3 separate regions of the Homo sapiens genome follow, and regions 2 and 3 are each linked to region 1. The links are chromatin contacts, found by Hi-C or POLR2A ChIA-PET in ENCODE. All regions are on one chromosome and are shown on one strand. The core of a region is the stretch at or near the end of the contact, and the rest is flanking DNA. Distances in the headings are between cores, read along the strand shown.

What was found. Hi-C counts contacts between places; a loop is a spot of excess contacts on that map. ChIA-PET counts read pairs that join two places held with the same protein, here RNA polymerase II (POLR2A). Pooled maps may share reads with other maps.
Region 2: a map of A673 shows a loop between it and region 1 (4-fold over the local background). The contact joins two enhancer-like sites. A Hi-C loop is called at or near these places in 2 of 168 maps with a recorded cell type or tissue (A673 and astrocyte of the cerebellum) and 4 of 50 pooled maps. POLR2A ChIA-PET finds 5 or more read pairs at or near these places in 2 of 52 experiments (MCF 10A and endothelial cell of umbilical vein).
Region 3: a map of MCF 10A shows a loop between it and region 1 (10-fold over the local background). The contact joins the promoter of LINC03002 here to the enhancer-like site in region 1. A Hi-C loop is called at or near these places in 7 of 168 maps with a recorded cell type or tissue (MCF 10A, PC-9, Right ventricle myocardium inferior and 4 more) and 9 of 50 pooled maps. POLR2A ChIA-PET finds 5 or more read pairs at or near these places in 2 of 52 experiments (MCF 10A and PC-9).

Annotation. Positions count from the first base shown.
Region 1 is chr6:134,820,006-134,825,054 of GRCh38, reverse strand. The region is part of intron 2 of LOC101928277 (a long non-coding RNA gene); the gene reads left to right. Among named protein-coding and RNA genes, the nearest start is that of ALDH8A1, 130 kb to the left of the region's middle. Within about 2 kb of position 1,979, at least 5 of the 41 ENCODE cell types and tissues checked have a DNase peak (open chromatin) inside an H3K27ac peak, as active enhancers do.
Region 2 is chr6:134,515,027-134,520,075 of GRCh38, reverse strand. No RefSeq gene overlaps it. Among named protein-coding and RNA genes, the nearest start is that of LINC03002, 22 kb to the left of the region's middle. Within about 2 kb of position 2,860, at least 27 of the 41 ENCODE cell types and tissues checked have a DNase peak (open chromatin) inside an H3K27ac peak, as active enhancers do.
Region 3 is chr6:134,537,187-134,542,235 of GRCh38, reverse strand. It overlaps LINC03002 (long intergenic non-protein coding RNA 3002), which reads left to right and starts at 2,231. Exons shown (of 3, transcript NR_125856.1): 1 at 2,231-2,337. RefSeq lists an enhancer at 4,128-5,049.

The DNA of each region.
Region 1 (5,049 bases), core at 730-3,229:
CCATGCCTGGCCAGGGAAATGGATTTGAGACTGAGCCCCCATCTTCTAGGATGTAGCACCCAATTAAAGCCTTCTTCCTTGGCATGTCATCATCTCAGTGATTGGTTTTCTGTGCAGCCAGCAGCAGGACCTAGACTGAACCCTTGGTGTTTCGGTAACAACATCAGTGTGATTGATGTCCTCATGAAACCAATGGAATCAGAATTTCCTAGAAATCTTTACAAAGCTTTTGCTTCTCTCATGTTGTATTCTTCAGTCCATGGTGGTTTACATTTGCCTCTTTTATCATCTCTTTTAGTCTGAAAATTTTCTGTTTCTCGTATTAGTGCTTTCAAATAGATTGCCTATTGGATTATTTTCTCATTTATATAGCAGACTCGGATTGGATGGGGGGATATGATTAAAAGACAATTACATATATTTAATACTTTTAGAGGATTTATACAGGAACAAAAATCAGAGGAAGACCTACAAGATTTTCTAATTTAAAAATTTTTAATTATTCTAATAAGCATTTCATGCTCTTAGCTCTTTACTATGAAGAAATGGACTGGGAGCCAACAGATCTGAGTTCCTGTCCCTGCATTGACAAATAATTCATTTTCAGAGCCTGTTTCACAAGCCATGAAATAAGGGAACCATTTTATGTAGAAAGTAGCTTCAAAACAGCTGGGATGAATAAAGTACTTTATTACCTGGAGACTTCAAACACAGTTTTTTTGCTGTGGCCCATAATTTGATAGTGTCTAATTGCATCTAAAATCCAAGTTTTCGGCCAGGCGTGGTGGCTCACACCTGTAATCCCAGCAATTTGGGAGGCCAAGGTGGGCGGATCATGAGGTCAGGAGTTTGAGACCAGTCTGACCAACATGGTGAAACTCCATCTCTACTAAAAATACAAAAATTAGCTGGGCGTGGTAGTGTGTGCCTGTAATCCCAGCTACTCAGGAGGCTGAGGCAGGAAAATCGCTTGAAACTGGGAGGCAGAGGTGGCAGTGAGCTGAGATCGCACCATTGCACTCCTGCCTGGGTGACAGAGTGGGACTCCGTCTCAAAAAAAAAAAAAAAAGTTTTCTGCGATGGCATCTAAGCATCTTTCTGTTCCAGTCCTGAACTGCCTTCCACATCACTTCCCACCCATCTTCTTGGGCCCTGATCCTTTATCACATGCTGTACTCTCAGGACTCCTGACCTTTGCTTCTGCTGTTCCCCCTGCCTAGCATACCACACCCATTTCTTTAGAAATCAAAGGCCCATCTATCTCCTTCAAAACTCAGATCTAGTGTTTCCTCTTGCATGCAGCTTTTTCTAACCTCAGCAGAATGAATTTCCCCCTTCCCTTTGTGCTTTCTCATAATGGAACATTTATCATATGGGATAATTACTTGTTACATGTTTTGTTTTCTATTTAATACCTCCTAAGTTTTGACTGAAGCTTGTCCACATGCTTGGTCACAGAACTGTCCTGGGAAATTCCCTGATGAATTATTTCAAAAGCAACCAAAGTGTCCTAACTTGATGGTAGCAGGGGAAAAACAAGGATCATCTCAGTGTGGCTGAATGAAAAGCAGTATCTATCTGGATCTTCATAAATGATGGAATTGATTTGCCACACCATTTGGTAAAGGCCTGAAGCCGTGGTTAACAGGGTTATTTTGATGAAAACTTGAAACAAAAAACACTCAAAGGACAACAGCCCCGGTGGCCCTTGAGGCAAATGATTGATTCCTGGGGCTATGTTGGAAAGTTTGGCAGAGAAGAGACTGAAATATGCTGTGGGGTGAGGAGGTTGTAGGAGGGGGCCCCACTGGGAGATTCTTGGGCTTTGGAAACATGGGGGAGAGAAAATGGTCCAGAAATGTTGTCTTGGGAAATTAGGGACAGCAGAGCTAGGGATAACAGCATGTCTAGAATACGCTGATAAATTTCCACTAGATGACGCTGTTTCCTCATTTGGCGAATGAGATTTATTACCCTACCCCTACCGGCCAACCTAAGCCCCGGACCACGGACCACGGACCACAGAGGCGTGAGAGCCTGGAGGCCTGGGCTCTAGTTCCAAATCTGCCCCTCCCTGGAATGAGGCCTGGAAGGAACAGACCTCCAAGATTCCCTGAGATTCCTCATTTGTAAAACAAAGAAATCCTCAACCAGGTGCTTTCTAAAACTTCTCCAATTACTTTTTAAAATACGTTTTATTTTTCCATTTTAATGAAAACTGTGGGGATATGTATTGCCTTTTATGTAAATATATACTTGTCATACAGAAATATCAATTTTTATTTAACCAAATCTCATTTAGATAATTAGACTCTGTAAAGCATACGGGGCAAGAATCAAATGAATAACAGTATACTTGTACACATTGGTATGCCTCCTGGGCCTAAACATTTCCCATTTATGTATGCAGTGAATTGTAGAGCTGGAAAGAATCTTAGAGGTTATACAAATAGTTCAGTCTTTTACGTATCTAATATCTAAACATAAGCTTCTCCAGGGGAAAAATTCTATTATTTTTTTTTCCATGATGAATTTTTTTTAGGGTCTGTAGTTGTAGAACTATGTCCTTGTGCTTGAGGCCAGCTCTATACTGAGTTCTCTCATGCAGGTTATCATTTGACGCACGACTTCCGAAGCTCGCTTAAGTCATAACTGAATCATTGAATGACATCAAACACCTAGCTGTTGTGTTTGAGCTCCTTTTTTTTTTTTTTTTTTTTGCCTACTCTTGTGATATGGGTCTGTCCAGCAGTGCTTCTCTCTGTTTGCTTCAGATGTTTTCAGTTATATGGAAATTAAACTCCAAGGGAAGAATATGGGGTGGATCAAATTCTGTAACTGTGTCAATCCCTGCCCCCTCCCCAGAGGACACATCCAGATCCATGTCTCTGCCTCGTGTTTACCATCAGTGGAGCCCAGATTGTTTCAACACATAGAAAGACCCACTGCTTTTCCTGGCAAGTCCTGAAGGTCATTTGTTTGCTGCTTTTTACGGTAATTGCAACAACCATTTATCCCCTTGTAAACAAATAGTGTGCTTCTAACCTATGTACCACAGTTAAAACGTTATCCCAGTAGGACAAGAGAGTTGCTGACAAAGAGAACTGGCAACATAGGGGGGAGAAAGAAGCAAGGCGTAGTCTGTCTCTTACAAATGTGGGTCATATATATTTCTGTCTGAAGGAGATGATGGACTTCAATTTTGTTCTTCCAATTCCTTTCTATACCCCAGTGAGAACAGTTTTTAGTACATATTTAAGTTCTTTTGCTTTAAGAAGAAAGATAAGAATGATAATAATCTCTGAATGTACCAATCCGCTGTTAAACCCCCTCCACCACCCACCAAATAACTCCTCTCACTAGATCAGTTCAGCCCCAGGGTTCATAGTTAACAAGGCTTCATTAGGGCTGAAAAAAAAATTGCCTTTGCTTCCAAACACGGGTTGAGCTCTGATACGGCCTCAGCAGGGAACAGATTTCCCCCTTTTATCTCTTTGCTTCACTGGTGTGTAATCTTGTCTTTTGGAACGGTGGTAATCAGAACAAATTACCTAGAGTGGGGAATAAAAAGACTTCACAGTCATTGTGGGTAATTTTTTGTTTTCTTTAACAATTGGTACCTTCCTTTAGTAATTGAAAATGATCCAAGAAATCTCTATGTACTTCGTAAGACTTTCCTAAGCGTGCCAGCTAAAGCTTTTAAGGTGGTAGAGATGGTTTCAGCGAGGGCTTGGAAGCTCCAAAAAACCAGAAACTTGCCTTGTTGCCTGGGTCCCTCAACAGGGATGGCCAGAGTTTCTTGAGACAATTGCTGCTGTGGTCTGGAAAGAAGCAGAGCCATGAAAGAGGAGAAGGCTTTGTGGCATGTCTAGGCCCAAATTCCAGATGCAGAGTTTAGTGTGAACAGCGTGTCCCTCCCAATCTTGAGAAGAAGATAAAGAATGGTGCTCCTCTAGGATCTGCCCTCGGTTTTTGTTGGGGGCTCCAGTCCCACTAGACCTGGGTTATTGTCAGAAAGGCAGCCTCACAGTACCTCTGCCACTCAGTGGGGGTCTCTGCGCCTGCTGCTTCATTCATCATCCCCTGCCTCTCCCACGTGCACTGGAAAATGTTATTTGCTTCTTGAGGTTCAGAGAGATGAAGAACATGCCTGAGTTCACTAGCATGAAGCAAGTGTTAGAACCTCTGAGAGACTGAAGGGTTGGGGGTGAGGGTTTATGACATCCATGGGGATGCTTAGAGGAACATCTGCCATGTCAGGTGTCATTTCTGAAGCTTCATACTAGATGAATTTGAGATGTGTGGAAATAGGAACAGCCTATTTGTGAGGTTACCTTCCTGGGCAAAGCAATGTTATCCAAGATTCACTCAGAAAGCCGCAAGAAGCATGCTGGAGCTAGGTGTCAAGAGGAGGTTTATGGCATGTCATTAATGGAAAGTCAGGTGGAAAAGAGCTAACACTTCTCAAGGTATCATCCTTCTGTGTCAAAGTCTCTGCCTCTACAGGACTGTAAGTATGTGGGTTGATAACAGCTTCTAGTGCCTTGAACATGTTACCAGTGGTTGAATGAACAAATGAGCAGAAGTTGGAGATACCCTCATTAGGACGTAGGATGTTCTGAGCCTTAGGTTATCTAAGACTAAGGAGTTTATGAGATGGACTATATCTGCAAAGTCCTGGAGGACTTTAAGAGGTGATAAAGGCTCAGTTGTGTGTAGTAGTAGGGATTTACATAAGAAAAATTTTGGATGGCAACTTAAACTAGGTCAGCATTTTTTAAGGGGGGGTAAGGACATGTGTATGTTAAGAAAAGTGGATGTAGTCTCAAATCTGGGTATGTCTAAGTGGGAATTAGTGCAAGTCGTCTCTGCAGGCATACTTAACCAAAATGAGAAATTAGGGAGCTAGGAGAGTTTAGGGTCTGAGGTGTAATCTTCAGCTGAGACACTGGGTGCCTGCCAGCAAGCTCAGTCATTAAGGGACTGAATTCAGGGTAGAAAGTCCAGCCATGGGTGCTGTGGACTCCAAGTTCAGAGCAGAGTAACCAC
Region 2 (5,049 bases), core at 1,611-4,110, 310 kb after region 1:
GAGGGTACAAATTCAAAATGTATTCATTGCTAGAATTGATCTTTAGTGACTGCATTTGAAAAATCTGAAACCACTTGAAAAACAATTGTATATGTGCATATACGTACATGCGTGCGTATGTGTGTGTGTGACCTGAAAAATTTCATTATGAGGTCCTTTATATGGCTACTGTAGCAAGTCCTTCAGTTTATACCAAATGTCTCCTCATAAATCAGTAAACCTCTTCATTTGTTCCTTGATAATGTAAGAGCAATTTCTTTAGAAGGCATATACTGTCCTATAACTGCAGCTTTCTCTTTGTCTCATCTGTACACAATACATAGAATTAAGCACAAAGAAGCAAATGGATGTACCAAAAACAAAGAGCAAACTTTGCAGGGAGTTACGTGCAGGGTCTGAGAGCATTTCCTGTCTCATAGATAGGAAGCATTTGCATCACGGCTTGTCATCTGCGCTGTCGGGCCCAGTGTCTCCTAACTTCCTGAAATAAAACCAGACTAAGCAAAACAATAAAAGTGACAATTTCTCTGTGTTTTGGAATTCCAAACTCCTATTACTGGAACATTAAATCTTTCAACCCTACTGGCTAATGTGCCTTCCAAAATTAACAGTGTTTTTGTAATGGTTTGTTTTTAAAATATAATGCTGCAATATACATTCCATATATTATAACAACTTCTTATTATTATTATTTTGAGATGGAGTTTCACTCTTGTTGCCCAGGTTGGAGTGCAATGGCGTGATCTTGGCTCACTGCAACCTCCACCTCCCAGGTTCAAGTAATTCTCCTGCCTCAGCCTCCTGAGTAACTGAGATCACAGGTGCCCACCACAATGCCCGGCTAATTTTCTATGTTTTTATTAGAGACAGGGTTTCACCATGTTGGCCAGGCTTGTCTCGAACTCCTGACCTGAGGTGATCCGCCCACCTTGACCTCCCAAAGTGCTGGGATTACAGGCATGAGCCACCGCACCCAGCCTATAACACTTATTTTAAACATTATTCCCAAATTCTGCTAATCTTTGTGTCAAGAGAAAAATACTGGCTTATTAAAATTTACTTTTCCTTTTACTCTTCTAAATGGCTTGAACAAAACTCATTCTCCCTTGAATGTTAATTGGGTTTCAGGTGTGGGCAGATGACAGAGAAATACATAATATAAAAACAATCCTTAGTTTTGTCTGTAAATTTATCTTTCTTGCCCTTCAAGTGTACTTGATGGTCCAGTGGTTTCCAACTGTGATACAAAATTTTCATTTGCCTTTATAAGAAATCATCTCGTATAAAGAAGTGGTCATATTTTATCAGCATCATCACCAACAAACACATCACCATCACCACTTTTTAATTTGTAGAAAATCCGGTCTTATCTGCCAAGTTGGCAAGATATCAAAAGAGCGTGTTTTAAGGTGGTTCAGTTCTGGATGAGTTTGGGAAGTTCATGGTCGAGTCTGGGGAGAACTTCTATGTCATAAACCTCCACATCACATAGGTTAACAGAGTAATAGAATTGTGTAGGTACAGAGACCTGATGAAACCTACTGACACCTCTGCTTTTCAAACCAAGAGAGTGCCCCTTCTAGGGTGCCCTTGGGAATGTGCAGCCATGAATTAGGTGTGCCTGGAGTAAAGGAACACACAAGACTGCGAGATGGGATGAGGTGAGTGTGAGTGAGTGCATGGAGAGAGGTTTAGGTAGGACATAATATCTATGTTTTAAATATCAAAACAAACTCAGATGATGGAAACGAATATAAATTTTTCATAAAATTTTAGGGAACAACTAACTTATTTTCTGTTTAGAGCAAGCATTCAGACCTGTAGAGAGTACAAATTCATTCAGCCCAGAAGAAACGCTTAAGGAGAGTGATCTGATCCCATGCTTTCATTATGCTGCAAGGAAATAGAAGTGATTTACCAGCCCACTAGAATCCTGGTTTTCTGACTGCCAGGCCTCAGCTCCAATTCATAGCTCTTTAAGAAAAGAGGAAATGCAGAATTAACTTCTATTAAATTTCATCCATGGGCCAGACAGGATGACGACTGCCAGGCATTGTCATCGTCACAAGCGGTGGTTACGAGCTCAGGCTCCCAGGCACACTTCTTCAGTGGGAAATTGGTTCCACCTCTTACCTGTGTGACTTTAGGCAGGTCATTTTTAAGTCAACTGATTCCTAGTTTCTTCACTATAAAATGAGGATCATAAATGAAACTTCTTTACTGACAAGAATTAGATGAGACAATCTTTGCAAAATACTTAATGGTGCTTGGCGTGCAAATGTTAGTTCAGTGAAGACTGAATAGAAAAAAAGAGAAAAAAAATCCTTTGTCTGTGGGAGGGGTGAGGAAGAGGCAGTGGGGGTCGATTTTATGGCTGTTTTACAGATGAGAAAAATTGGGATTGAGTAAAATTCACTCATTTGCCAGCAAGTTGCAAAACCAGTATGTGAAGTTGTGTCTGTTTGAACCCCCACTTCAGATTGTGTCTGCGACACCGCAACGCCTTCCTGTTAAGAGAGCCGAGAGCTGGAAACTATGCTGAGGCCATCCCCTTTGGGAGCTGGCTGCCGCACTCACTGCACTCATGCTGAGTTCTGAAAGCCCTCTGGCAGCTCCCCAGCAATTCCAGCAATCTGCAAAGTTCTGAACTGGGTGCTGCCCAGGTGGCAGAAGTCAGTGAGCATATCCAGGTGACAGTGCAAATATGATTGTAGGTAGGAGTCCGGAATGTGACCTTGACTTCTTTTAGCCATTTCCCAGTCCGTTCTCAAGGGCAGATGCTGCGTCCTCTCTCAATGCAGGGCTGACTCACTCCATGCCCAACACTGTAAGAGCTTGCTCTCTGTCTCAGCTCTGCCAATAACGTGACCTTAGGCAGCTCACTTTACTTCTTCAAGGCAGGCTTAGGATAGATCCTCAAGCCACACCCCTGGCCAACAACTCGGATTCTACAGAGTGAGACACTGAAATATTTATATTTCTTTATGGTAACCTTTTCATTGAAGTAAACCTTACATCAGGAAAAAATGTGCAAGCCCTGTAAATATACAGATTAATTTTCACAAAGTGAACACAGTCTCACATTAAATAATAAAGCAATCCAGCCCAGAAGACACCCTCTGGGCCCCCTACTAGGCACCACTCTACCAAGATAACCACTCTATTTTGACTTTTAACATCATAGCTTACGTTTGCCAATTCTGAAATTTTAGATAAATGGAATCACACAGCATGTATTCTTTTGTACGTGGCTTCTCTCACTCAGTAGTGTGCTTGTGAAATTCATCCATGTTATTGCAGGTAGTTCTAGTTTGTTTTCATTGCTATATAGTAAGGGATCAATCTCCGGTTTTATAAATAAAGTTTTATTGAAACACTGCCAGGCTAATTTGTCTCAGTATTATCTACAGCTGCTTTCACACTACAGTGGTAGAGTTTAGCTGCCACAGAGATTACATGGCTGGCAAAGTTAGAAATATTTACTATCTGGCCCTTTACAGAACAAAGTTTGCTGAACCCCACTGTATGGTATCCAATCATATGAGCCCACTCTTTCTTTCTTTTTTCTATTCTTTATTCATTGATGGACATTCGGGTTTTTTACAGTTTTGAGTTATTACAAATAGTGCTGCTGTGAACATTCTCGTAGTGTCTTTTGGTGACATTTCTGTTGGATTTATGGAATGTGTATTTTTTAAAATCTTGGACTGATGCTTATGCCAGGTTTGGGAACTCCTGCTTTACAGACGTAATCTAACCCAAAATGTTTAAATTGTCTTGCTCCAAGTCATGCAGAAAATAATTGGCAGACCTGGGATTGATAACCAAGCCCTGTTCTTGGAACAATTCTATGTTTCCACTGCTCTTCCCATAGTTATTATCTTTAGAAGAACATTGTTAGAAAGCTCTTTACTTATCCAAGTTCTTTCACAAATATGACTCTTTTCTACGGTATTTGGCTGTACATTTTCAAGAACAGAAAACTCACTGCCTTATGATAATTTTAGAGAGAAGAGATTATGTAATCACTTAACCCAGTCTTCTCACATTATAAATTAGTAAATTGATGTTTGGAGATACTAATAATTCACTCAAAATAGGCATTTTGAGCCTTGACTTTTATCCTGTACTACAAAATGATTTTGAACCTGCATTTTTTGTCTTTGCAATTTGTACTACTTCAGTCAATTAACTTAATTAACTAGTATCTATTTAACTATTTAAACATTATGAAAGTGCCTGAAGTAAAACCAATAGTCTCTCTTTCACCTTCCAACTGTATAGCCTCTTTCTCCTAGGCGACTACTGTTAACAATGTTTTTCAATCATCCATATATAAACATATGAAAATGCATTTAACTGCTATGAGTCCAAACTTTGATAAGGAAAAAATAAAATTTAATTCTTCTTTAACTCAAATTAATATCTAGTTGGAGGCTCCATGTCATTAGTTAAGTGAAGACTCAATCTTAGTTAATTTGGAATACCCTCCCTTTCCCTGTAGCTGTACCTCATTTCAGAGGGGTTAACGTAATGCCAAGAATTTGGTGTGTGTTGGGGGCTGGGGGTTCAGCATGGGAAGCATGTAGACCTTGGTAGCCATAGTGATATTGAGACATGTTCCCTCCTATCTGGGCCTTGGCCACTGGTCCCCACAAATGTCATGGCCCATGCTGCCAGATGCTGTGAGGTCTGGTGGTTTATGTGCCATGCTTGGGCCATGGCAATCTCTGCCAGGCTCACCATATGGCCTGGCTCACCACAGCCATTCCTCTGTGGCAGCTTCCCTGGCCTCCACCTGGAAATGGAGGTCCAGCTCTCTGGTTTTATTTATTTTTATTTTTATTTTTTTGAGACAGTCTCTTTCTGTCACCTAGATTGTTTGTCATCCTCTATTCTTGATATTACAACACAAATGCAGTGGCACAATCTCAGCTCACTGAAAGTTCTGCCTCCAAGGTTCAAGTGATTTTCATGCCTCAGCCTCCCAGGTAGCTGGGACCACAGGCGTGCACCACCATGCCTGGCTAGTCTGTGCATTTTTAGTAG
Region 3 (5,049 bases), core at 982-3,481, 280 kb after region 1:
CCAGCATTATTCTCTAGATTTTTTTTTTTTTTTTTTTTGACAGAGTCTCGCTTTGAAGCCCAGGCTGATGTTGTGCAATCTTGGCTTACTGCAACCTCCACCTCCGGGGTTCAAGCGATTTTTCTGCCTCAGCCTCCCGAGTAGCTGGGATTACAGGTGTGCACCACTATGCCTGACTAATTTTTTGCATTTTTAATAGAGACAGGGTTTCACCATGTTGGCCAGGCTGGTCTCGAACTCCTGGCCTCAAGTGATCTGCCCACCTTGGCCTCCCAAAGTGCTAGGATTACAAGCATGAGCCACCGCGCCCGGCTAGCATTTTTAAAAAGTCATAGAGTGTTAGAGTTAAAAAGAACCCCAGAGTATCCCACTCAATTTAAGAATCTCCTTTGCAGAGTTTTGGCCAGTTGTTATCCATTTTATTTAATAATTTAATTTCATTTTATTCTTTTAACCTGGGTTGGGGGAGGGACCTGATGAGGAACAGATAGTTTCACAGACCCTTTTACTCAAAGCCAATTGCTAATATAAATTCTCTTCTCCAGAAGCCTATTGTAATCAGGGATAAGTTGAGTCATAGGTAGCGGAAAGGTCATCAAAAACTTTTGCTATCCCTAGGTTTGGGCAATCCTTTCTGAAGAATTTCACAAGAAGATTCTACCAAATTTTCAGAAATTTAAGAGTTCTGTTATGAGCTCAGCTAAAGATAAGCCATTCAGAGAGTAGTTTTGAGTCCTTTTCATGAGCTTTAGCTAGAATTTTGATTTCTTGGTACTTTTTGATTCATTTCATTCTTGGGAAAGCTAAGTGCATGGATTGTCATTTTCGTCAGTGTCTTGCGTCAGTTACAAGATTGACATCTATTCTTTTTACCTTGGGACAAGAACACTGGATTCCAAGAAGCAACTTCCAGGTTTTTCAAGTTTTTCAGTATCAGTATTTCCTTATATATGGGTTCTGTCGACCTTGCCGTAGACACACAGATATATGTAGGAGGTTAGCCCGCTGGTGGTGATGAAAGCCAGCCTTTACAGTCAACTGGAGACTGGTCACTTGTCCACATGCCTAAGGGATCTGACCTGATGAACAGGGCCTACCTGAGGAACCTGACATGTGGGTTCTGTACTTTCTGCTGCCAGCTCTTTATGAGGTTCAAGGGTCTTTAACTTTGTCTCTGTACTAACTCCTTGTACTGCTGAAAATAGACAATGCCTATCTAACTTTGCCAGGTTATTTTGAGAGTCAAAGGAAAAAATATGTGCAGAGTTAAAAGTGCCGTGGAAGTGAAAAAGTGGTGTGTTCTTTCTTCTATTCCTATTGGGAGTTGACTGCTTATCTCATTTTGCATAATAAACTGGCCCAGATTGGGTGGAGCAGATAGAAAGGAAGAGGTGTCTAGCAAGAAAAGATGGGCTTAACAGTGTTTGCTTTTTTCTCCATGTACTGATTGAGACTATTTCTTAATCAGAGAAAATCTGTTTGGGATCCAGAATGGTTTTCTCTGAAAAGAAGATGAATTGCTAAGTTATAAAACTAGGGCAATGGGATGGAGAGACTTCTCACCCATGATTTGATACTGTGGATTACTTACTTCTCTTCATTTTCTTAAGAGCCATAATTGCCCTGCAATGGATCATGGATCCCAGGCTGCTTCTGGACAGGTACTATTGGGCCAACACTCAGACTTACGTTCAGTACCCCCATTTGTGTCCTGTGGCATTGTGCCCAATGTAGCAACTAGAGTGATAAATGACTTCCTGCGCCTAAGGTCACCAAACAAGCAAATGCTCCCCAGGGTCATTAGATGGCTTTGTGTTCTTCTCCTAAATTGTTCCATCAGTGAGCCAGGATGGTGGAGGACTTGATTTTTTTTAATTTTATTTTTGATGCTCCTTCTAGGCTCCAGACTCACTGGAGACATCCTGACACATAATGCTTCGCCCAGCACAATGCGATGCCCTTTACCTAGTAAAAGGGTGAGTCCCGTAAAGGTGCTGCCTTCCCCCCAGAACAAACAAGGGAAATGCATCAGGAGAGCTCAGCTGCAGACAGAATGCACATCATGAAGCAGGAGCCACCCTGGGATTCCTCAGATGAAAGCCAATTTCAATGAACATTGTGTTTCAAAGCCCGCTTCCTCTTGCTCGGTAAGAGCTGCAGAAGGAACATCCCACTTGAGTCTGCTGACACAAAAGAATGCTGTGGCTGGGAGATCTTATCGAGCCTTCCTGTGCCACAGCAACAGAGCTCCAGTTGTGTCTTGTAAGAATTGGTCATTGTTTCATGGGGACGACTGGCTCCTTTGGGTGGGATCTGATGGCATCTCATGGAGTTGAGGTAGGTGGTGCTGGGAGGTCAGCCAGCCACATGACCTGGCTTGCTGGCTTCTCGGAAGTCAGATAGAAGAGCAAACTTCACCCAGTTTGCTGGATGCCGAATAGTTAAACATTTTAAGTTTAACCATTAAAATATGTATTTTCTGTTTCCTTAATAATATCTTCAACTGTACAAGTTAAGAACAAAAATTAGAAATGATGTTCAGGTTTTCTCAGTTGGTATAAGCTGTTTATTGTTCTCTTTTAACCAACAGTTATTTGATTCTAACAAAACTGAGGAAAATCAAGTAGTGTTTTGAAAAATATAAATTTAATTATTTAAAACTATCTATGGAGAATGTAGATGCTAATACGTAAACATTTTAGTGTTGATGACATAAGTCTCAAAAATATTTATTTGCTTCGTGAAGATGAACTTCCAGTTTACAATCATCACATTTGTATATAATAGTGTAAGTTAATAACATCAACTTAATTAAATTTGGCTAATTCTAGATAGTGTCTTCTTTTCCTAGAAAGCTCGTGGCCTTTTCCAGAGAGGGAAAATTGATGGTTACTTGTTCAGTTATACGGAGAGTAGAATTTGAATTTTCTTCTCTTTCCTCTTTCTCTTCCTAAAGGTCTGCTGCAGTAATGAATACATATAGAAATATATATAACTGTCGGTAAGACATGTCAGGGAAAAGGGGGGCCGTGAGTTTCCTAAAGGAACTTAAAGAAATTTTTTTTAGATTGAGGGGGTACATGTGTAGCTTTGTTACATGGCTGTATTGAGTGATGCTGAGGTTTGGGCTTCTGTTCGAACAATCACCCAAATAGTGAACACAGTATTCAATAGGCAGCTGTTAAAGTCTTGCTTTGCTTCCTCCCCTCTTCCCCCACTTTTGGAGTCCCCAGTGTCTATTGTTTTCATCTTTATGTCCATGTGTACTCAATATTTAGCTCCCACTTGTGAGAACATGCAATATTTGATTTTCTGCTTCTGCGCTAATTCACTTAGGATAATGGCCTCCAGCTGCATCCACATCTCTGCAAAGGACATGATTCCATTTATTTTTATGGTTGCATAGTATTCCATGGTGTGTATGTATCACATTTTCTTTGACCAGTCCACCATTAATGGACACCTAGGTTGATCCCATGTCTTTGCTCTTGTGACTAGCGTTGTAATAAACATATGAGTGCAGGTGTATTTTGGTAGAATGATTTATTTTCCTTTGGGTATATATCCAGAATGGGATTGCTGGGTCAAAGGGTAGTTCTATTTTTAGTTTAAAGAAATATTTTAAATCCCTCTTTCCCATATCTCCCTGTAGAATTTTCTAAAATGCTGTTTGTTCCATGTATTCTGATATTCAGAAAAAACAATTATTTTGCTTTAACTTTGTACAAAGTTCTGAGGATCAAGATATTACCAAAACACCATCTCTGTTCTAAATATACATTTTAAAATTATCATGCATAATTAGTTATGTGTAAATGTTTCTGCCCTCACTGAACTGTGAGCACCTTGAAGAAGGGAGCTAGACCATATTCATCTTCCTGTCTCCAGTGCTGACCACAATGTCCTGCACATAGAAGTGCTTAGTGAATATTTATTGACGGACAGGTGGATGGATGGGTGAGCAGATGGATGAATGGATGGCCATGCTATAGCCTAGCACATTTACAAGTAGGGATTTAATTCAGGCTATCCACATGGTGCTTGGCATGACTACACCTGTTAATCCTCTGGGCATTTATTATCCCACTCTTTTGTTTGTTTGTTTGTTTGTTTGTTTGTTTTTTTGAGATGGAGTTTCACTCTTGTTGCCCAGGCTGGAGTGCAATGGCACTATCTCAGCTCACTGCAACCTCTGCCTCCTGGTTTCAAGCGATCCTCCCACCTCAGCCTCCTGAGTAGCTGGGATTACAGGCACGCGCCACCATGCCCAGCTAATTTGTTGTTGTTGTTGTTGTTGTTGTTGTTGTTGTTGTTGAGATGGCGTCTTGCTCTGTCACCTAGGCTGGAGTGCAATGGTGCCACCTCCGCCTTCCAGGTTCAAGCGATTCTTCCACCTCAGCCTCTGGAGTAGCTGGAATTACGGTGCACGCCACCACGCCTGGCTAATTTTTTTTGTAGTTTTGTAGAGACGGGGTTTCACCATGTTGGCCAGGCTGGTCTTGAACTCCTGATCTCGGGTGATGTGCCCGCCTCAGCCTGCCAAAATGCTGGGATTGCAGGTGTGAGCCACCGCGCCTGGCCTGTTACTCCACTCTTAATTACACAGAATGCAGATATTTTCAAGATCACCTTGTCCAACTCCTTCAGTTTACAGTTGACGAAATGAGATTCAGAGAGAGAATTTGATTTATCCATAGTCACATAGCTTATAATTAAGTGGCAGCTCTTGGTTAACATCCAGACCTCTTGATTTTCAGTCAAATGCCAACTACATGATGTTGCTTTCCATGACTCATATTTGGAGGTTTTCAGGCACCCTATGGAGCAGTCTGTCCCTCCTGGCTCATCTGGGGCAATATGAGAGCAAATGGGGCTAGAACAAAACTGGATGAAAGGAGAAACTCTGGGGCTGCTGAATTCACATGCCGATGGTGCTGGGGAAAGGTATGAACAAGAATGACTCACGGTTATTCAGGCTGATGTCATTCCATGACTCCCTCAGAAGATGCCACACTCAAAATTCAGCAGATGGCATGCCATCCCTTCCCT